Regions from separate parts of the Mus musculus genome. Here all the other regions are linked to region 1. The links are chromatin loops, found by intact Hi-C in ENCODE. Cell type or tissue: left cerebral cortex. All regions are shown on one strand. Links, peaks and the distances in the headings refer to the core of each region. The heading gives the core; the rest is flanking DNA.

Evidence for each region. Hi-C counts contacts between places; a loop is a spot of excess contacts. Peaks named below come from ENCODE experiments on the same cell type or tissue, not always from the same donor. Only the 100,000 strongest peaks of a DNase experiment are listed, where the experiment ranks them.
Region 2: a loop joins it to region 1, with 2.3 times the contacts of the local background. A loop is called at or near these places in 12 of 42 quality-filtered maps.
Region 3: a loop joins it to region 1, with 6 times the contacts of the local background. A loop is called at or near these places in 12 of 42 quality-filtered maps.

The regions. Positions count from the first base shown.
Region 1 is chr2:72,231,861-72,239,653 of GRCm38, forward strand. Rapgef4 (Rap guanine nucleotide exchange factor (GEF) 4) reads left to right here. Exons shown (of 31, transcript NM_001204165.1): 24 at 2,217-2,342; 25 at 2,748-2,926; 26 at 7,204-7,294. Among named protein-coding and RNA genes, the nearest start is that of Map3k20, 50 kb to the right of the region's middle. In left cerebral cortex, for the core only: a CTCF peak has its summit at 3,275 (motif pointing right); DNase peaks (open chromatin) are centred at 3,283 and 3,762; H3K27ac peaks cover 938 bases.
Region 2 is chr2:72,294,455-72,302,247 of GRCm38, forward strand. Map3k20 (mitogen-activated protein kinase kinase kinase 20) reads left to right here. Exons shown (of 20, transcript NM_023057.5): 2 at 3,734-3,926. The coding sequence starts at 3,768. Among named protein-coding and RNA genes, the nearest start is that of Map3k20, 13 kb to the left of the region's middle. In left cerebral cortex, for the core only: a CTCF peak has its summit at 4,236 (motif pointing right); DNase peaks (open chromatin) are centred at 3,459 and 4,227; H3K4me3 peaks cover 869 bases; H3K27ac peaks cover 654 bases.
Region 3 is chr2:73,277,119-73,284,911 of GRCm38, forward strand. It overlaps Cir1 (corepressor interacting with RBPJ, 1), which reads right to left. Exons shown (of 10, transcript NM_025854.3): 10 at 6,754-7,793. The coding sequence ends at 7,242. Among named protein-coding and RNA genes, the nearest start is that of Sp9, 9.1 kb to the left of the region's middle. In left cerebral cortex, for the core only: a CTCF peak has its summit at 4,835; DNase peaks (open chromatin) are centred at 2,715, 3,972 and 4,696.

The DNA of each region.
Region 1 (7,793 bases), core at 1,293-5,292:
CTACAGCGACTTCTTGAACCTCTGGAAGGATGTGGGGATGACAACACAACCTCTGTTACCCAAAGGGCTTCCCATCGAAATCTCCACAGGAGTTGTTGTGTTAATCAGTCCTATCTACAAGACACCATAAAACCTCCCGGAAAGTGCTAGAGGTGCAGGTAGATGGAGGTCCTCAAGAAGAGAGCAAACTTAGTGAGTGGAGTGGGAAGCAGCTGCAGGAGAGAAGGGAGACCACAGAGGGCCCGGCTGACCTGTGACGTTGTCCTGAGACCAGGAATCTAAGGGCTTCACCTACTGAAGACTTGCCCCGGGCTGGAGCCATTCTCAGCTGATTCCATAAGCACCTTGCCCACCAGCACCAGTTCTGTTTGGAATTGCTGCTTTCTGCCCTGCTCTCTGTGCTCTACAGAGAGGATCCGTATCCAGCTCTTCACCTAGTGTTGCCCTAACCAACTTTCCTGTGCATTTGTAGCAGTCCAACCCCTCTGGAAAGCGACCTAATTGGACAGAGGGGACGTTCCTGTGCTGAGGACTGGATTTACTCGCTGCTCTTAAATTGTTCCCATTTAATCCTCTTAACAAGCCTCAATATTAGTTGCCAACTTGGGTAGTATAACTCTGATTTACTGGAACTGCAGACAGTCAGAAGATTAAGGGATCATACCAAGTATGTGTTGCTACAGTGGGGTTTATGCTCAGTCTGCTGTCTTCTGAAGCTGGCACTAATGTGATCTTCTAGTTTGTCCTCTGACAAACCATCTCCTAATCTGGTACTCGGATCCTCTTTAAAAGCTCCCTCATTTTCACCCTTGCTATCATCATAAGCATGAGCCATCCTGAGAAAAGCCTTTCTCACCCTCCTGCTCACTGCTTCTCTTCATCCTTCAACACACCCTGACTCCCAGTAGGCTCCCTGTTTCGAAAGGTCCATTCAGGTGCCTCTACCTGCTTGTCTATGTACCTAGTAGTCTGGTCTGTTGATATTCTGTCTCCAGATGTGCAAATGGAGCCCAGCAAGTAACTGTATCCACAAGTAGCACCTCCCCTGTTGATGCAAGTAGACTTTGTTACACTGTAAACTTGAGAGCTCAGCTCACAGATGAACTTTCCAATGCAGGAGCCACCTAAACCTTGAGCATGTAATTCCTTGAGTGTTTAGAACACTGGGGACATCCCTTGAGTACAGAAGTGATGAAGATGCTGCTGAAATCCATATAATAGTAATAGTTCTAACATGAGCCCCTTTTCTTATTAATGCTGGAATTGGGGCAACAAGCCTTGTACCTACAAAGAAAGTGCTTAGCCAGAGTGACATCCCTAGCCATGTGATATGAGTATTGAATATCCAAGTACTGTTAGCATCATAGTGGCAGATATTCTTTCTATGTCTCACATGTATGCATATATATCCATTCCTAAATATCTATCCCTAGTCTTACAGATAAGTATTTAGGTATTATACACTCCATCTGTCTCTTGTCTGACAAAGTAAGAACGCTGTATAACATTTCTTAGATCACAGAAGGAGATGAGTGAAGCAAAAGAAAACTTCTGACAAGAGTCTTGGTCTAAGTAGCAGAGTCTGGTCTTGCCCCAAACTTGCAACATTCTCAACCCAACAGCTCTCGGGCCAGGCTGAGGACTTGGAAATCCTGTGTAGACTCAGATCACACTGCTCTCTACTAGTTCACTACTTTAGGTGGTGTGTGAAGACGTGGCTGTGGCAACTTGACCTCAGTTACCACCAGGAGTTAAGTAGTAGTGTGGGTAGAAATTCAAACTCCTGTGCTAGTATTTGGCTTTATCATACTTTCTATGGAAACATGAGGGTAAGGTCTCCAAGAGCATCTTCCATCTTTACCGTGGAAGAGGAAGAGTTTCCAGGTACCCACCCGCCAATCCCCAGGCACAGGAGATCCCTGCACAGCCTTTGCCCAGCCTTATTTGTCATGGCCCACAGTTGAGATGGTGGTGGTGGCAATGCTGGTGACCACACTGTTGGTAACTGGGGATGGTTGAGGATGCTAACAACAAAGATGGCCTCCAGGCAAGTACAACAAGCAGCAAAGACACTCTTCACCTCAAAACCGACATTTCAAAACATGCCCAACACTATCCCCCAAATCCTTTCCAACACCAAAAACTCCCGAAAGCGTTGGGCACTGAGTACTGGTCCCTTTGTGGTTCTGATCCAGTTTTTTCACAATCTTTCCCAGACTCCCTTGCCGGAACAGGAAGGCCCGACCACTGGGACAGTGGGAACATTTGAGCTGATGAGCTCGAAAGACCTGGCGTACCAGATGACAACCTACGATTGGGAACTCTTCAACTGTGTGCATGAGGTAAGACGCCCAGCAAGGAGCGTCCATGGGCTCCATAGGATTCTGAGTGAAGCCTGCTGGCCTGACGCCACTCATGTTTCCGTGTGCTACCATATGGAAACCACATGATGGGTTTTGTGCATGCTGAGCTTATAAAACCCGTAAGTATTAAAGAAAAAAAAAATCTCTGTGATGCTATGCTATGTCTTCCAGAGTCTATTAAGCCAATAACACCTAGTTTATATTTATATATTCCACAAGCTTCATGAAAGCCCTTCAAATCTATATGACAAGGTACATCCGGGTTAGCGATTGAATTCACATCTGCTGCTTGATAGAACACTTTCCTGACAAACGGAGGAGCCAGGCTGGCGTTTTGATTTAAAAGCCAACAAATAAGTAAAATTGTTTTCCTTTCTGTTCTAGCTGGAGCTAATCTACCACACATTTGGAAGGCATAATTTTAAAAAGACCACGGCAAACTTGGATTTGTTCCTGAGGAGGTTTAATGAAATTCAGTTTTGGGTTGTCACTGAGGTCTGCCTTTGTTCCCAGCTCAGCAAACGTGTTCAGCTTTTGAAAAAATTTATCAAGATAGCGGCTCAGTAAGTGTCTTTAACTTTGGAGAAAGAATAAAAATGTCCCTGAACTCTGTTCTCATGGAAAACACCTTACAAAGAGAAACGGGTGTAAGAACAACCAGCAGTTGAATTCTTGAAAGAGAAGAATGTCTTCTAGCTTTTTAATAGTTAACATCAATATATAAATTAACATCTTGTAGTACTGATGCTGGAGTCAAAGGGGGGGGTGTGTTTTGCTCTGAACTCTTCAGATTTCCCCCACCCCCACCCCCCTTTGAAGAATGCTATTGAAGTCAACAAAAGTTCCTTTAGAAACTTTGGTTGCAAGGCTCTGGAAGCCGATGTGGCACATAACACGTTCTCACCAGTAGAGGGCAGTAGAACATGCTGGAACAACAGCTCACAGCTCAGGCAGAATAAAATCAGTAAAACGCATACAGGCCAGCTAACCTGGCACTAGGAAATCATCTCCATGCACATCAGAGAAAGCAAACATCTTATAAATATTCTATTTAAAAGCACTTCTTGGGAAACAATTTATTTACTGCAGGGGCCAGTTAGGTTTCTCCCTGACATGAATTTAATCTTCTCCTGCTATTTAGATATGCTTGACAACCTCCTGTTTACTTCCATGTTTTTGGTATCACCACAGTGCTAAAAATAAAAAAGCTAAATGTGGCTTGTGCTGCGAGACTCCTTCCCTTTCTAAATGCAGAGCCCGAGCTCGGGGAGGTTAGGAGAATGAGCGACCCCAGCCAGGCGTTTTCTTGAGCCAAACAGTTCAGATCCCACACACTCTCTTGATTTCCAGAGCTAAACAAAGAAGGGAAAGCGGCTTGGTGTTTTATAGAAGCCAGCTTGCCAAATGCCTTGAGTTGTTTTGCCAGATTTCGAGGAGACAATAGAATACCAGATCCTTTGAATCCAGGAGCTGCTTGCCTTGCCTTTTGGGAAAGCTGGCTGTTTGAAGACAGGTTTGGTGCGGCCACTTTCCCTAGCGGCGCGGTCAGGCGGCCTCTGTGCAGTGAGCAGATGCCTTCATGTGTTTGGAATGAGTGGCTTATGGAAACTATGACAGGGTGAGCTTTCCCATCATAGAGAGCTTGTTCTCTCTTCACCTTAGCCTGCTGGTGCCAAGTGCAGCAGGAAGGAAGAGAGGACCTGCCTGTCAGTTTACAACAGAGCAGGCAACACAGAAAAGGCTCTCAAAACACCCAGGAGTTTGTTTTGTTTGTTTGTTTCTGCCTTTGTAATGTATCCCCTATCTTCCTGACTCTCTGTATTATACAGGTAGACTTGGCCTTTCCTGCAAATCAGCTGACTATTTAGCCATATTCAGCCCTGTGCTGAGGCTGCTGTCCCGCCATGAACCTGTTCACTCAACCCAGTTAGTACAGACTCTAGGCTTTCCTAACCCTGAGTCTACAGGAATAGACAGAAGCCTCTAGACCAGTGGTTTTCAGCCTTTGGGTCTCGATCCGTTTGGGGGTCACATATCAGGAATCTTGCGTATCAGATATTTACATTACAATTCATACAATGATTGTTGTGAAGTAGCAACAGAATAACGTTATGGTCGGAGGTCCCCACAACGTGAGGAACTGTATTAAAGGGTCACAGCATTAGGAAGGTTGAGAGCCACTGAGGTAGACAATAGCATCTGTTTTGCTTGCTGTCTTTAGAAAAGCTGCAGCATTTTCTTTTAAGTTCTTGGCCCAGTCTGGAGCTTAGCAAAATTAAAGAGGCAAAGCTGGGGTAGGTGCTTTAGTCCTGTATTCACAGGAGAAAAAACCGAGACAGGAAGTCATCTCCTGGCTTGCCTTGAATGATAAGCAAAGCTGCAAATGGAGCAGGTCTGCCGCTCTGGATTTATTATCTCCAAGTCACCCACACAAGGCAAAGGCCAGTGATGCAGGTGGAGATGCCGGCCCTTGTTCTGGGAGCCACTACCCTAGCATTGTGACATCCTTGCTTGCTTTCTCGTGTGTGAGCCGATCCACCATAACTCCTCTAAAGTGCATTTCCCCACCGCCACGACCTATGAAGAACGGCTCGTGGCTACTTTTTGAGTTGAATATGAGCAGCCAAAGCAACCATTCAATGAGCCTTCTGCAAAAATGTTTTGTTCAAACATTATTTATTTACTTTTATTTTGTAGAACATGATTTTAATATTTTCAAACAATAATTATTTTAAGATATATTTCATTGTTAGGTCTCCCTTTTCATTTCTGAATTTATAATTTGGATACTGTCTCTGAGCAATCTGGTTAGGCTGGCTAAGGATTTATCTATCTTGTTGCTATTCTCAAAGAACCAGCTCCTGGTTTTGTTGATTCTTTGTATAGTTCTTTTTGTTTCTATTTGGTTGATTTCAGCCCTGAGTTTGATTATTTCCTGCCGTCTACTCCTCTTGGGTGTGTTTGCTTCTTTTTGCACTAGAGCTTTCAGATGTACTGTCAAGCTGCTAGTGTGTGCTCTCTCCAGTTTCTTTTTGGAGGCACTCAGAGTTATGAGTTTTCCTCTTACCACTGCTTTCATTGTGTCCCATAAATTTGGGTATGATGTGCCTTCATTTTCATTAAATTCTAAAATGCCTTTAATTTTTTTTTTCTTCCTTGACCAAGTTATCATTGAGTAGAGCATTGTTCAGCTTCCATGTGTATGTGGGCTTTCTGTTGTTTTTGTTGATTGTCTTAGTTAGGGTTTTACTGCTGTGAACAGACACCATGACCAAAGCAAGTCTTATAAAAAACAACATTTACTTGAGACTGGCTTACAGGTTCAGAGGTTCAGTGCATTATCATCAAGGTGGGAGCATGGCAGCATCCAGGCAGGCATGGTGCAGGCAGAGCTGAGAGTTCTATGTCTTCATCCAAAGGCTGCTAGTGGAAGACTGACTTCCAGGCAACTGGGGTGAGTGTTTTAAGCTCACGCCCACAGTGACACACCTATTCCAACCAGGTCACACCTACTCCATCAAGGCCACACCTCCAGATGGTGCCACTCCCTGGTCCAAGAATATACAAGCTATCACATTGATATTTAAGACCAGTCTTAGTCCGTGGTGATCTGTTAGGGAACATGGGATTATTTGAATCTTCTTGTATCTATTGAGGCCTGTTTTGTGACCAATTATATGGTCAATTTTGGAGAAGGTACCATGAGGTGCTGAGAAGAAGGTATATTCTTTTGCTTTACAATGAAATTTCTATAAATATCTGTTAGATCCATTTGGTTCATAACTTCTATTAGTTTCACTGTGTCTCTATTTTAGTTTCTGTTTCCATGATCTGTCCATTGTTGAGAGTGGGCTGTTGAAGTCTCCCACTATTATTGTATGGGATGCAATATGTGCTTTGGAATTTAGTAACGTCTCTTTTATGAATGTGGGTGCCCTTGCATTTGGAGCATAGATCAAACATTATTTGTTTATGATAGCAGTCAACTTATATAGCCATATTGCTGTGTGGTGAAAGTTTTCTGCTTATTAGGAAGTAAACGCTTTTCCTTTTTAGGGGTCTGGTATGAAGAACTTAGGGTGTGTGGGTGTGGTCGTTTGCCATCAGGTGTACCAAATACTTGGGATAACATTGGCATTTTAATAAGAATTTAGGCTTAACCCAAGTGCTTCATTCTCAAATATAGATTTGTAAATACTCATAATGATATAAACACAGACTCAAAATTATCAACCTTACCAATATCAGTAAAACTAAAAATACAGTTATTTTGTTATGGATCTGACATCTCCCAACTTCAAACTTGGGAGAACAAATGCCCAGCCCACAGGACCAGGCCTTGTAAGCTGATACTTTTTCAACAATTTAGTGTCACTAGCATAGAGGAACCAGGGTAGCCACAGCATTGTGACATCCTTAACCCATTCCTACCTGCCAGATGAGAGTACCTACCTCCAAGTGTCAAGTTCTACAATCACTTTGCCTGCCCTTTTCTAATCCCATGGGATGTGTCTCCCCAACCCTTTCCAGGTTCACTACGGCGTTTAGCAAATTTAGGATTATAATAACAACCCTTAGGGGAGGTGAATTTAAATTACTTCTCAAAACCAAACCCTCAACGGCCAAAACTATCAACTTTCTAAAACTAGCGTGGGTTGTCGAGCCGCAGAGCGTGGTTACCCAAGCAGAACTCCAGCAGTGCCTTAAATCTGTCATTGCCAGCTCATATAAACGAGTCCTGATAAATATTAATGACTATCAGAAAATAGAACTCTATTTAAAAAAAAAAATCTTGCTCAAAAGTGGCATGCTACTTAACCACGTGCCTCTTGTGTTTCAGCTGCAAGGAGTACAAAAATCTAAATTCCTTTTTCGCCATCGTCATGGGACTCAGCAACGTGGCCGTGAGCCGCTTGGCACTAACGTGGGAGGTAAGAAAGCCGCTCCTGGCGTGCAGCTGGGACTTTTGCCTTAGGAATAAAAACACAGGCTCACCAGTGAGCTTTTTTTTATAGAAACAGCACTCACACTGGTATAACAATGTGAAAGGTGGGGGCCCTTAGAGGGAGGCGACCTGTCTCCTCTTTCTAGTTACCTCAGAGTGAGAGTTTAAAAACACATTGTCCAGGTGGAGGAAGTGTGCGTGGGGTGGGGTGGGGGGTGGACCTCAGCTTTCCCATTGCTACAATGTAAATAATCCTAAATCCAGGTCTACCTATTGCTCAGTTGGCTGCAAAGGTCACTTTGCTCACTGGTTCAGTTGTCTCTGAAACGTCTGCTTATTGCTTTTATCCTGAGCCTTACCTCTAAGTGAAAGAGGGTAGAGGGTCCATTTTATCCAAGTAGTCATCTTGCTTCTGGGAGAAACAGTCCAGAAGAGGCCAGCTGTTGGGAGCCGCGGAGTATGTCCCATAACCACCTGGCGACTCC
Region 2 (7,793 bases), core at 2,432-6,431, 64 kb after region 1:
TGTACTGTGTGTTTGGTTATATGCGAGGTGCTGAAAAATCCAGATATGAGATACCAAGGAATTTTGGGTTTAGGAGTTTGTATTCTGGTGGGAATTTGATGGGAGTAGATAAAGGTGCTGTAGGAGAGAGCAGTTTCTCATATGGGCTTCACAATCGTGGTTAGGGAGGTTTGCTGGCTGGAGATGGAGATCTGGAGCAGGTATATCCCTGGCCCCAAGCATGGAGATGTGGGCAAGGTCAGCACAGAAGGGGACCCGCAGGCAGTGCTTCATGCATGTGTGAGAAATAAGACCTGAAATGAATGAGACTGGAGTCCTAAAGGAACACCACTAGACAGCTGCGATTCAAAGATGTGAGCTAAAGGTTGGGACTGAGTGTCCTACCAGTGAATGAAAGAAATCATCTCTAAGAACACTCTAATAAAAAAAAAGGGCAAGATTCTACAGATAAAGAAATGATTCTAAAAGCCCTCAGGGATATATATATATATATATATATATATATATATATATATATATATATATCGGTTTAGGCATCAGAGTAGCATCACACTGCTCCATAGCAACATTAGAAATGAGGAGAGGTGCTAAAGAGATGGCTCGGCGATGAAGGTTATTTGTTATCTTTTAGAGAACATGGGTTCAATTCCCTGTACCCATGTGGTTACTAACAACTGTCTATAATTAATTCCAGATGATCTGACTTCTTCATGCTGCAGGCACCAGGCCTGTACGTGGTGCACAGTCAACACACACAGGCAAACACTCATACACATAAAAAAAAGTTTTCTTCTAGAAAAAAAGAAAGGAGTCAGCTGAGGGGATCGGAGAGATGGCTCAGCAGTTAAAAGCACTGGCTGCTCATCCAGAAGTCATGAGTTCGTTTCCCACATCCACACAGTGGCCTCTGCTCAGGGAGCCACTGGGAGATGCGTGTTGTCAAGGTGCAGAAGTAAACCAAGAAAGAGAAGCTGAAGATCCAGGGGCAGGGTTTTCCTCAGAGGGTGAAAGAGAAGGAAGGTCTTTGAATAGCAGAGGAGATGAAATTCCAATGACAGTCAGGCCTGGGGGCGCAACCATTTCAGCCAGACTGAATCAAGAGGAAGTGTTTAGAAAGAACGTCTTGATGAAAACCAAGGTGCTCCTCCCTCTGGGGATCAGAGGATAAAGGCAAGAAGAAGCTGGTGTTTGTTGCTTTGTTGGGAGCTTTGTAGTTCCTGGGGGGACTGGTGGAGTTGGGTAAGTTTATCAGGAGTGTAAAAAGCTAAACAGACAACAGAAGACAGAAGCAGGGCAACTAATAACTCCAGGAGAAACAAAAAGCTATCCAAGTAAAATGTAACCATTGCTGCATGGCGGTGCTGGAAATGGTCTTGATTTTGCAAGACTACTTTCTATAAACCGTGAATATTGTCTTAGCCAATGGTTCAGGTTGTAAACAGAGGTTAGACCAGTGTGGCCCCTGAAGATGTGTGGAGGTGAAGGATGGTGTAAGAACCGAATCCCTCTTCCACAGGGAATGGTTGATGACAAGATCTAAAGTAGGGAAATCAAAAAGCAACAGTGTTCAAATACATGGCTTAGAAATGTGATCAAGCCGGACGAGGTGGCGCACGCCTTTAATCTCAGCACTTGGGAGGCAGAGGCAGGCAGATTTCTGAGTTTGAGGCCAGCCTGGTCTACAGAGTGAGTTCCAGGACAGCCAGGGCTACACAGAGAAACCTTGTCTCGAAAAACCAAAAAAAAAAAAAAGAAATGTGATCAAGACAAGGAGATAGATGCTTGAAGGAGCTGTTACTAGTTGCTCTCTCAGAGTTGAGTGGGCACAGCCAGGCAGTGGATCTGCAAGGTCTTATAAGCTTCGTGGCCGTATTTCAATTCTTACACTTGGATAAAATTAATTACAAAAGCATAGACTTACCCATCCTCTGCTGCGGAGATCTAGCATATAGTGTTTGACGTTTGTTGTGCGAGCTTTTTTGCCTCGCACACGCTGTCTGTGTTTGTCTGGCACATTCTCCTATATTTTCTATAAACCTTCTTTACTAAAGTTAGCGGGATTGCAGTGAGTCTGTCTGGAAAATCACTGAATTAAACGCAGCCACAGAGTGCGTCTGTGTTCCTCACAGCCGGTCTCCTCCCTCTGTTTTCTTGTCAACGCAGCCCTCTAAACATTACAAGCTCTAAACAGTAGAGGATAAACAAATTGCTTCGTTTCTCTTTCTTGCCTTCTCCCCAAAGTGGAGCAGACTTGGACTTTGCAATAAGAAATCAACATTCTTCAGTGAGCCGATGTTCCGAAAATGGAATGGCTGAGCCAGCTGCGCCCTGAGTTCTCGGAGCTCCCTGTGCGAGCATGTCTCCTCGAAGCTCCGAGTAGTTGATGGAGAAACTGAACTTACAATGACCCAGACAGCTCCCTTCTACCTTTTATTTTGGAATAATAATAAAAAATAAAATCCAGGCTTCATAGAAAATGGCCAGGATAGTAAAAAGCCCATGCCCCTTTCTGATTTGTGGCTCTCAACTCTGTCACGGTGCTTTCTCCCTCTCACACACTTGCATCCTAACCCCCTCTCTCATGTGCATTTGGGGGTGGTGTCAAAATCATCAAGTGAGTTGCAAGTGCCATGTTTCCATGTGCCTAAATATTTACAGAGGATCAAGGCAGAAAGTGATCGTACATTGTGTTTCATCCTGGATGCCCTCAAGTTCTTACAGAGTTCGTTTTCTTGTTATTTGTTAAGTGTTTCATGATGGTGACCATCCGAAGCATGAACCAGCTGCTTGAGAGAGAGTCCTCTAATATAGATAGGTTCCTCATTTTGCTCCATGATTACAATATTGTGGTTTACAGTTCCAGAAAGGATGCCCAGAGAGATTCCTTTATGTACCGCCTGTAGCTTCTTACACTTGCTCAAGAGTTACACTTCACCAGTTGTGCGTTTCAGGTTTTGTTTTTCCTGATAATTTAAAGTCTGGGATAGAGGATTAAGAGTGAACGCTTACCTGCGGAAGAGTAAGGATGAGTCAACCATAGACAACCCCCCTGCGGTAATCTCGGGAGGGGTCATCTGTCCCCCTGGAAACAAGCATAATATTTTTTAAAACAACTTTGGCAGTATTCCTTGGCTGACTTAATCTACTGTAATCAGGGGCAATGTCTCTTAGAAAGTCAATTCTTCTATGGAGTGCAGTCTAGTGAGACACATGTGGAAACCCTTGGGTAGCTTTTCCTTCACCCCAAGTGAAGTCTTGTTTGGAGTCTAAACACTGCATATGTGTTTACTCTGCAGCGTCCTGGCTGCAGCCGTGCCAGGATCCTCAGGGGCTTAGGCTGTGTATGTTTCCTGTGAGGCAAGGGCAGCCCGGAGAGCCGGCGTGCCGCACATGCCAGAGGAACTATGCAAGCTTGCTGTTGAAGGCATGGTTTCTGTGTGTCAGGCCTTCCTGGTAGGAGACCTGGTGACACAGTAGCCTTTAGGCAGAGCTCCGGAGGATCTGTAGGAAGCACTGTGGCAGGTTTCGTTGGGGGGAGAAATCTGAGCCATTTCCAAGCCTGGGCAAGCCGACTGCCAGCCAGGGTGAGTGCTTTCATTTCGACTTGTTTGTCTTGCTTCTCTTTCTGAACTCATCGGGCCTTTCTAGAAGTTTCACAGGACTTGTTATAAATATCTAGAGCACGACTCGAATTGATCTGTGATTCGGCATTTCTTCTCTTTCCCCTCTCCAGATTTTGTGGACGTTTACTACTTTGTCATTATGAGATGTCGTCTCTCGGAGCCTCCTTTGTGCAAATTAAGTTCGACGACTTGCAGTTTTTTGAAAACTGCGGTGGAGGAAGTTTTGGGAGTGTGTATCGAGCCAAATGGATATCACAGGACAAGGAGGTGGCTGTAAAGAAGTTACTCAAAATAGAGAAAGAGGTAAGATCTGCTCCCAGAGGCTCTCACACCAGCTCTTATATAAGCCTTCCAGCCTAGCGGAGTTAGAGGGTCACAGAGCTGGAAGGATCTGGCAAGTCCTTTGGGGCTGGTCCATGAGGCTCCTTCCCAATTCCCATTCTGGGAACCCCATAAATAGAAAATATTGCACTGTGTGCTTTAGGGTCGAGCTCTACTAAGGGACATGTGAAGCTAGAGGATTTCTTTCCATGGTAAGCCGGTGTTCTCTGAGCTGGCTGGCCTACAGAAACAGGCGGGTTTGAGCTTTTCACTTCTTCAGGGGAACCAGGAGGGGGCAGTAAAGAGTAAGAGGTAACATTTTCATTGCTCCCTATTTTCACCCCTTGCATTGGGAGTGGTCCCTCTTGGTGCCTTTGGAAAATAAGAGTATTTGTTTTCAACTGAACTAAGCAGTGCTAGCTTCTTAGGTTTCACCTCTACAAGTTCACAGTGGTGCATTTTGTGCAATATAGAAGTAGGTTCCAGATAGAGTTGTCTTACCTTGTAAAAATCAGAATAAGGTCTTGGCTTTGAGAGTCGGGAACTTGTGTTGAAGTATATGAGCCCTGAACTCTTAAGTTCTTCATCGTTTATAGGAATGTCCCCGTCCCCATCCCCCCCGTCCCCCCCCCCACACACACACAAACTGATGCCACCACTATATTAAGTTTGGTACCTCAAGAGTCAAATGATTCGTATAGCTGGTCCGTGAGAGTTAAGCCTTTGTAACCCTGTAAAGTACTTTTAAAAATTTATGAGCCATCTATGAGCCATGTTAATGTTTCAATACATGTATGCATTGTGTGCTTAAGTCATTATATCCATTGCCTCGTTTAACATTTCTTTTACAACGTAAACATTCAAACGCCTTTCCTTTGGCTCTTTGAGATTACAGTATATTACCACTATCTGTAATTGCCCTGCTGGTGGCCTTTAATACCTTCCTCTCATGCTCACCTTGGTCATTGTTTTATATCCAGTTTTCACTAAGTATTGTTCCTTTCAAGACAACCTATAGATAGATATACACTCTTCTCCCCAAGCGATCTTGTTATCATTAATTGCCACCAGTGAACCACCCTGGCTGATGAGAGATGAGAACCCAGGGTCAGCCTTGCAGGTCTCCTCTCAGCAGTGTGCCATGGATGGAGCTCATCAGCCCACTCACCCAGTGTTGAAACCATGACCCTGGCTCTGTGGTGTCTCTGCCGTGGGCTGTCTTTGTGTTTTACGTGAAGCAGAAGGGTACTAAGTAAAGATCAGCTCTTGCATTAGAACCACTTCTGACACCAAACTCTTTGATTTGGTAAGATGACATTATTGTCCCCATTTTATAGACTGGGAAACAGAACACTGAGAAATGTATTAGCCACTCCAGCAGGGACAGATAGAATTCAGGAGGCTGGGCTTCTTGTTCTTCAGTATTTTACTGGGAGACTTCTAGTTGACCAGGTAGGAATAGAAAATAAGCCAATTCCATCTACTTATGTAAGAATGGTAAAGGCAGGCCATGGGGCTTGGATACTTATATGGCTTCTTCTATGGTTACTGGATGAGACTGGAAACTGATTTGAAGCAGAGCATTCCATTTAGCCCGCTCACTTCCTACCTCTCCAGCATATGTGCATAGGATGTGCCTTTTCCATGGTTTGATAGGGCAGGAAAATGACACGGGAAAGCACAGGGTGAGTGCAAGAGCTGGACGCTGCCAAATCCTGCTTTTGTATTGCAAGAGCGTAACTCATAAACTATAAGTCGGAAAGAGTAGAAGGTGCATTTCATTTAGAGGACTGTTGCTGTCAGAGACAGTCTTTATTCATCCCCGTGCCAGGTACCCCACACTGCTCATCCCACAGGAGTTTAGTGTGAAAGTCCAATGAGGCAGTGAGGGTAATTGGAGAGGAAGTATGCACCCCTTGCGAAGTTGTATTTATAAGATGTGAGTTGGCCACTGGCTAGGCACTTTTCAAGTGCTAAGATAAAGGTAATGAACTCTAGAGTCTTTCCCCCATTTGTACACTCAATCCTATGCCTCTTGGTCGTTATTTTTCCAATGAGTCTTAGAAGAGACGGACCCCGTAATGAAGTGCCTGTAACTCACTTCGTGGGACGCTGAGAATGGCCTGACATCTGACTAAATGTTTGTTCTGTGAACTTGGTCATATGTGGAGAATATATGTGACAAATATATTGTCACAGCCTATGTGACTACTTGCTTGCACTTCCCTTGTGACTCCTCGTGTAGTGAGGTATGATGTGTCCCTTGTGACTCCTCGTGTAGTGAGGTATGATGTGTCCCTCTGTTTTACAAAGTATGTGTTTCCTTCCTACTGAAAAGAACAAAGAGTGGCACTTGCTTAAAATGTTTTCTAAAAATGATTTAAAGCAAACACCAAGAAAAATTATAAGACTATCACGACCTCTATAATACCACTTAAGTCTACCACATAGTGACATTTTGTGACATCTGCCTTTTCTCTTTAGTGACTTATGTGCAGTTACAATTATTTTGTTTTTCATGACTATGAGAGTAAATTACAGATGCTATATGTGTTTATTCAAAGCATTTAAGCATCTCCTAAAAACCCAATTAACAAGGTAAGGAAATTGAATGGTTATATTATTTTATTGGATCATCCATCTTCAGATTTGTCCATTTGTCCCAAGAGACGTTTATGGGATTTTTTCCCTACGCAGGATACACTCCAGGATGACAAATGGCTGTATGTCTGTTTAGCCTGTTTTATTCTGGAATAGTTACCCTGCCTTTCTTTGCCGTTTAAGACTTTTCCAGTTTTGATGAGCCGAGAACACTTATGTTGCAGAGTGCCCTTTGTTTTGGCCTTGCGCTTTTCCCCTCATGTGGCTCATGTGGCTGTGGTGGGGATGTTATAGTGGTTGTGTGTCCTTGGTGACTCTTGGTGTGGTGTGATGGGTATCTCTTGTCTGCCTTAGGTTTGGTAATGTTACTTTTGAGCCCTTCCCTGGTTACTAGACCACTCAATTCCTCTGTGGTGAAAAATACCTATTTCCCCTTTTGTAATTAAGTGTTGGGAGCTACTTCGAGGCTGTGTAAATATGTCTTCTGAGCTCAAGCATCCCTTGGTGACTCTGTCTTAGATGTGTCATTATCATGATAGTCCATTGTGCCAAGGTCAGAGGTTCCCTCCTGACCTGTTCCCCAGGCTGCTTTCTCTCTCCCTGTATTTACACTGCCCAATTTGTTTATCTGTTTATAGACATTAAATCCTTTTACAATTCAAAGTGACGCAATCCATTACGTCATACACGTTTGTGCCTGTATTATGTCCAGCTTGGCAAGAGCTCCTTCAGAGTGGCTTCTGTGGCTTTTGACCACACCGTTCATCTGGGATGCTTTCCTTACTTCTGGACACAGAAAGTTACCCAACTCACTCAACTCCCGTCCCCACTGCTGGGCCAGCCATTTCTTTAGGAGGTCCTGAGTCAGCTTCCGACTTGGAGTTGGTATCTCAGAGCCAAAATAACCAAAATGGGAGTATTAGGGGTGCCTATTTTAGACTTTTTGAAAAAGAACCCTTGCTTTTTTTTAATTTTTATTTTATAAGAGTGTTTAAATTTTAAACTCAAACCTCTGGCTAGACAGAGGTCTGCCTTTCTGGAGAAGAGTTTAGAAGTATGTAGCACACTGACGCTGGTCTCCAAATAGTTGCTTTCTGTGGGTCAGAGGTTGTGCTTCTGGGACTTTCTACGTCAGCTGTTAGAGGGGTCAGATAGGGAGTCAGGTAAGCTAGCGGTGGAGACACGTGGAGAGGGTACTGTGCTGCCTCTGCAGTGGCAAAGTGCTCAACATTTACCGGAAGTGAAGCG
Region 3 (7,793 bases), core at 2,432-6,431, 1.0 Mb after region 1:
AGGTTCAGTGGCTTCTTCCTCTTTTCTCGGAGCTCTTCTTCCTCTAGTTTTCCTTCTCTTCGGTCATTTTCTCTCCCGGCTCATCCATTTCTGCCTGGGACGCCCCGCACCCCCAGCCCCAAAGCGTCTTCGAGTTTGGGTCTGGTCTTAAGGAGAAGCTGTGGCAGAGTACGCTCATCCTGGGGGTTTGAGGCAGAGGCTCTGAGGTCTATAGGGCGTCCCGTGCGTCTAGGGTCTGCAGGCTGGAGGTGCGGAGGTGAGTGCGAGCTGGGGGTTCCTGAGGAATGAGGGCGCCGGGACGTCGGTCCCAGGCAGCTTTGTTTCTTGTTGATAATAAAGGCAGATCAAAGGGCCTGGCTGTGCAGGTCTCGCTCCCGGAGGGGCTCCCTCCGCAGGCCAGTGATCAAGGCCTCTGCGCGCTGTCTCTGCCCCGCGGGTCAGCCAACGTCCATCACCGCGGCTCCGGTGAACCGCGGGCGGCAGCCCAGACCTCAGTGTCCAGTCAGACATCTTGGGCTCCAAGCTGAGCCAAGAGGGACCCGGTCCCGCGCTCTTGTCGGAAACCCACCAGGGGAAACATCCCTGCCCCACTTCCCACCAGCTCTAGGCATCCCGGGGAGACCTTGAGACTCAGTAGGTGGTGACCGACTGAAGACGAACAAATGGAAGAGAGCGTGCACGGGAGGCGAGGTCCATGAGCTAGGATACCAGCTGGGTCCCCAGGTGGGGTGCGGCTGCGCCTCCCCAGGGCCACCTCTGCATTCCCGCGGCTTGGGCCTAACTGGGTCCCGGGTAGAGTAGATGGGGAGGCCACGCTGCGAATGAAGACTGCCGCCTGGAAGTGGATTTTGTGAAGCCAGGGCTGAGACCAGGGTCCTGGAGTCCCGCCCCCGCCGGGGTGAGGGGAAATGCAATTTCGTTTCAGTGAGTTTCCAGGGATTTCTTGTTTCCAACTTCCACGCAGTAGATGAACCAAGACCAAGTTTGCTGGGCCTGCGCCTATCCCGGCTCAATTCACACCCTCCCCAGTATTTTTCTTTCTTGGCATAATTTACCCCCAGTCTTTGGAGGACCCACCGGGTCCTACCTGATGAAGAAAAAGGAGTAGATTTTTTTTTTTCCTTTCCTCAAGGACGTTTGAAAACATTTGGATGAGATTAGATTGTGCACCTGAACCGCGTGTCTGGACATTCCGTCAAATCGTCACCAGTCGTGTAAAATTGAATTTCTTTTTATTCACATGGAAACTTTATTTATTTTAACTCTAATCTTATTTGCATCTATTATCTGTATTCACCAAGGCTCTCTTCCACTACAAAAATGCAGATGAAGTAAATCTCACATAAATCCCGCCCATTTGTGTAATTGGTATACTAAGTGTTTATTTTAAGTGAGAATAATTTAGCTACAAATTTTCTTAAGGAATAACATTCTTAACACATTAAAAAAAACTGAAAACTCTGATTTGCTTTTATGTTTGACAGTAGCTCTTGATTCCCCCAAGAGGCGCACGGCGAGTGCGGCTCTCTGGCGCCATCTAGAGCTCCTGCATAGGAGTCCGCGCTGTCGGCCTGGTGCTTGGCTTTTAGCGCTTGGAGACCTGCTTCTGTCGAGAACTCTGGCAGCCAAGGAATCAGGCAAAGAAAAGCGAGGTTTAGTGTTTTAGCTGGGGACAAGCCCCGTTTTGAGGGGACATTGCCTAGCAATGGCTCCAAAGGAAGGGGATTATTTCTGAAACACACTTACTGAAAAATCCAAGCAAAACAGACTACCACCTCGCTTGGCCCTGGACCCAGCTTTCTTTCATTGTCTCATTTAGCATTCTTTCCTAGGCGATTTCAGGGTCTTCCAGCACTCCTAAATGAGAAAGCTGAGCGTTGTCGGTAGCGGCAGCGACGTGCACCCTGGGTAGAGATCCCGCGGTGGGCACAGCTTGCCTCGCACACTTCACCCAGCGTCCTAGGGTCCAGGGCTGCGGGACCATCGGGTCTGCCTGGACTACCCAGGACGGGCGTGAACGCAGTTTACCACCAGGTCACCAAGACCTCCTCAGCTTCCCAGAACCCCTAACACAGAAGAGAAAGCCAGAGTCTCACAGCTATGACCAGCCTGGACCCACCGAGCACCTCAACAGACCTCTGCAGGGTTTCCGTGCAATGGGAGGCGACCACTGCTCAAGTGGGGCGCAGCGGGCATGGGGCAGCTCGACGGGGCCCCAGAGGGCGACCAGGAGCCCCCAGAGCCCTCGCCCCAGGCCCTCCCGACGGGTGCGCACCCCCTCCCAGAACAGACCCACCCCTTTTGTCCTTGCCTTTTCGAAACCCAAATCTGAAATGAGATAACAGTTGGGGGCGTTGGCCAATTTTCTCTTCTCTGTGCATCGCCCTGCCTCCCGCCGCCCCCTTCCCTCCTCTTCCTAGTCCACTACCCCTCCCCCATCCACTAGCTTTAGAGGGCTTGTAGGGACTTTCTCCCCTCCCCCTTCAGCAGTTATTGTTTTTTAATTTAAAAAGCGACACCTTCCAACCCCGGCGCCCGCCCGAGGAGGAAAGAAACGCAGTCTCCCGAAGCTGTAAGAAAAGAGATGAGGCTCTGGGGTGCCCGGCTCCCCAAACTCAAGCCAGGGAAATGCAGCGCGCTTCTGGGAACTCAACAGCCACCTTTGTAGCGGGTACTCGGCTGGGTTTGTATTTGCTGTTTTAATACAAACCCCGCCGCACTGCCTATTTCAGAGATGTGCTAATTACTACTTGGATAGCAGGGCGCAAAGTCCTTGTCCATTTCCCAGTACAAAGTAGGTTGCTAGAAAATTTGAAATTGCCTTTCAGCCTAAAGCTGCCTTACCTGAATGTCATAATTACAGTAATTATGTACATCCAAATTACATGCTAATTAAATTAGAATCAAATCGTTCTAAATCGAAATCAAATGAGGTAGTGAAGAATTAATCAATGACAACATAAATAGAGCGCTTCCTTCAGAGATATTTATTGTAACGATCCAAGGAGGAATTTGATCTGAAAAAGTCACCTGTTTATTTACTTTCAAATTAGTAATCAGTTATTATCCCTTCTCCATAATTTTAACCGTTCAGTGCTATTTACCCCCCACCCTTTCCAGACGCTGGAGTTTATAGAAATATGTATGAGGTAAATACATACAGACTTGCCTCCCCATATATTATTGGTATAAATATGTACGGTGTTTGGAACTCTTAAGATTTCTAAATGTCCGTGGGGACACATTCCTCCAGAGTCAGTTAGTTGGCCAGGATCCGGGAAAGCTTAACGTTTGAGCTGTAGGTTTTCCCAGACGGTAGCCTTCTTTCTCTTTGGAAATTCACTGTGGATTTTGCATTGTTTCGCAGGCATCTTGCCACTTCAGGGGCGATTCATTGATGAAAGAAATGCAGGGATAGGGTGAGACTCCCTCAGTCCGCTTTCTTTTTGTCAATTGCTAAGAGAGTTGGCATTTTCTTCTTTTGCGTCAGGAGCTAGAGATTAGCATTGGCTTCCCTAAGCGCGGTCTTCACCTGTGGAGCCCTAGGGAGCAGAAAAATTCTCTTGCCTTTCAAGGCAAGGCGGGCGAGTGCGTCCTGCGACCCGCGCAGGGGACACACGAGGGAAGCCGGGCAAGCTTCAGTAGGGACAGGGAGGCAAGGTCCAGGCCCTCGGGGGCGCCGCAGCCTCTCGGAGGGGCCTGGGAGTGTCTTCTGGTTGGGTTTGGGCCACCGCGGGCCAGCGCCAGGGGACCCATGCAAAAAGCTAAGCTGACACTGTTTTGAAAGGCTTGTGGACGGAACATGGACGGTTGTGCGCCCCCAAATTCCCAGCTTCTCTCTGTGTGCTGTGTCCCTGGTTGCCAGGCGAGAATCCCGGAAAAGTCCCAGAGAACGCGGTGTGCCCTGGCATCTACGGATGGCCTAGCGACACCTGATCAGCCTATCCTTTGGGTTCCGTGTGATACCCTTTCAAGTGGAGATCTGACCGGCTCCGAAGGCCTCGGCACCCCGAAAGCCGCTGCCAGGCAAAGGCCAGAGGTTTTCCCTGTCTTGAGTCGCGGGTAGGCGACTAGGCAGTTTGGTCAAATCTATTACAATCAGACCTTCGCGTCTCAATCCGCACTTCTCTACAGTATTAGGTGTATTGTGGGGCTCTGGGGTGCTAAGTGTGAGGTGAAGCGAGGAGGGAAGGAAGGTGATAAGAATTCTCTGCTCCCTTTTCTGCCTCAGGAACCGGGTAGTAGAAAACTTCAAGTCAGGGAAGCGCTCAGTTCTCAGGGCACTTTCAGATCTGACCCTGCGGCAAAGGCCGCCATTGCAGACTGGTTAACACTTGTCCGGAAGTGGTAACTGTAGTAAATGTATCTTCTCAGAAAACCCAAATAAGATTGAAAGTATGTGTAAGCCTGCTCCTTGGTCTTCAGCACAGGGTGTGGAGGACGCGGCCTAATTGAGAGGCCTTCACCAGCATCTTGGCCAGTAGGTCAGAAGCATAAAATTGCCTGTGCGGATACTAAATTTTGTGATTGAAATCGAAAAAAAAACGCCTGCTCCAACAGCGGTACTGATCGGATCCTGTGCCCTCATTGGAAGAAAGATCTCTCCACAACCTTTCAGATAAAAAAAAAAGCTTTCTTCATATTGCAACTGCATGATACAAACAAGATCCATGTCACACTACAAGGTGAGCCTTCCTGCTGCAGCAACTTCTCCCTATTTGGGCAATTATTAAAAGAAATTATGACTAATTTACTATGTAGACATCCAGATAAACAAACCCCAACCTAACCACCCGCTTTCCCCTGGTCATTTGTAAATCGACAGTGCCTCCTACAGGAATTATCACGTCACCGTTGCGTTAAACAGGCTAGGGAGAATTGGAGCATGTCCCTAAAATTCAAAATTTGTCCAATACCTTTGCATACAGGTTCACATCGAGGGAAAAAGTGTCGAGTACCCAGATTTATTTAAAAGATTTTCTCTATTAAGGGTAAGAAGAATGACATATTTCATGTCTGGATTTGTGGAGTTTCCTTTGGATTCATTGAATTTAGAGGATTCCTCTTAGGCTACTTACTAGATCATGCCCAGTCCCATGCCTCAGTATCGCCAGCACATGCAGACACAGTGAGCTTCGGGAAGGCTGTTGTTCCATGTTTGTGTGTGTGAGAATGCCTCCCCTTCCATCTGTAAGTCAGAACAGGCCCATTGCGGTTGTCTAGCATCTGTGGGTGGCCAAGGCCCAAACCTAAACTGCAGATGCACATGATCTGTAACCACTGGGAAATTTCTCTTAGAATTGGGTGGGTAAGATTAGCCCTTTTAAAATTATTCCCTTATGTTTTAATATTCTCAACAGGAAGGATTAAATTAGAGATTAAAATAAAAACCTTAGGGGCTACCTTGTAAAGTTAAGGGTGGTATCACATTTTGGTGAAAGTCAAAAGTATAAGAAAGTGTATTTCTTTAATTCATTCTTAATTATAGGATGCATTTCAACGTTTTTCTTCATGAACACTATATTGGTTTGGAACCCTCTTTTAAGGCAGTAAGTATTGCATAGGTTTTGACATTACAAAAATTATAAAGTCTAAAAAGGTGTACGGCAGGAAATAATCACTGCAACACTGATGAACTCGGTGTAAATTAGCCTTTATCAATTTCAAATGCATGCTTTTCTAAGTGAAGGAGTAGGATCTGAGGTGTGCTGAGATAGTAAAGGATATGGGAAGGAGTTCAGCTCCTCTCTAGTTCCCTTCACGTGCATAATCAAAGGACTATTTACATCATAGATGCAGCTACATCACAGGACATCTGTTTGTGTGCATAGAGAAATATTAGATATGGAATAGTTTGAACTCCTTCCAAATTTATTTTCTTACACTACTTGGAAATTGTGATGGCTATCTAAACCATTTTTGTACTAGACAAAATAAAAAATAAAACCCTGATTTAAAAAAAATACATTCACAATAGGCAAAAAAGTTTTAGTTGCATATAATCTGCATTTTTTATTGAAAATTTCCATAGTTTTCTCTTCTTCTAATCCTTTGGAACATATGGCAAAATGTATAGCTAAGTTTTTAAAAAAAAACAAAACACCTTATATGTTGGCTTGGTCTACATAGTGAGTTTCAGGCTAGCAAGAGCTACATAGTAATGGGAAGACCCTGTCTCAAAGAGAAACCGTTCCCTCCACTCCCAACATACACCTTTAAATACAAAATATCTAGTTTACATTATTTCTTTGTAATATGTTTTACCTCCTGAAGAAAAACTTTGCAATGTCAACCAGAAAGGCTATTGTGGGAGGAGACAGAATAACACTCCCCTCAAGATATACATGTTTCCAACCCCCCCCCCCCGCCCCCTCCCCCAAGCCATGAATATGTTACATTTACAGGTGCAAAGTTAAGGTTGATAATCAGTTGGTCTTAAATGTGGACCTGCTATACTCACAGGGTCCTTACCAAGTGAAGGAGGGTGCAGTTAGTGTCAGACTGACTCCAGGACTTGGAAACAGGGGAGTTCTCTTCGTTAGAAAAGGGAGCCAACCACCAAAACTGGGCACCATGGATTTTCTGAAGGAAGACATTCTACCCATGCCTTCATCTTATCCTAGTGAGACCCATGCCAGAATTCTGATTTTCACAACTGTTAAGTTTGAAGTGATTTTGTTTGCCAACATAGACAAATAACAGGACATCCAATTATAAATATCATACTTTTAAAGTCTTAAGGACATGCTTTTTGATATCCAGTATTTTATTCACCCTAGTCAGTTTCAACAATGATTACATTTTGCTTCAAGCATATTCAAATCTTAAAATAACAAATTTGAATTGATAATTATTCAAGATTCTGTCACTGTTTTAATGGTGTTTCAAAACAACAACAAAATCACACAATTACGTACATATTTTAAATCTGGTATAAGGCAGAAGAAACAACTACCAACAAGAAAACCACCACTACCACCACCATCACCACCACCACAACAACAACAAAACAAAAACTACTTGTATACCCTAAATTCCCTGCAAATATCTGCAAACTTAAGCTTGTGGTACAACAGTGCTTTAATACTTGAAACAACAGTTTACAGAGATGGAAAATGAATTGACTTTTTTTATTAGATAACAATGTGTATGTTAGCCCTTGCTAAAGATGTCCTTGATGCCCAGGTGGTTGCTCCGAAGCTCTGTTGAGCCTGCTGCCTCTCCCTTTATCTCCTGGGCGCTCAGCGCACGTGCTCTCTTCTATGGTCACCTTCACCATGGCTTCTGGTGCCCTTTCTTCCCTTCTGCTCTTCACTAGGGCTCCGGTGTGGCCGGCTCCTCACCTCCCTGTGCTTCTGACGGTAAGGACTCCTGCTTCTGCTTCGCCGGCTGCTCTCAGCCCGGCTACGGCTCCGACTTCGGATTCCCCGATTTCTGTCAGACCCTTTCTTCTCTGGACTGTGCCGGTGGCTTCTGGATGTCCGGTCAGAAGCAGAATGGACCCACATGCTATTCTCCCCAGAACTCTCTTGTTTTGGAAACCTTAATTTTTCCTGGGCTTTTCCCCTGTCACTGTGACTGCTGGAAAGTTCTTCGTAAAGCATGTTCTTAGGCTTGTCCTCCTTACAGTCACTGGATTTACTTTCAGAACATTTGGTTTTCTTCTTCTTCTTCCTCTTCTCTTTCTCTCTTTTCTTTTCTTTGTTATCACTCTCACTGCTGCTATCTGATGTCTCCGAGGAGGAGGAAGAGGAAGAGGAGGAGGAGGAGGAGGAAGAGGAGGAAGAGGAGGA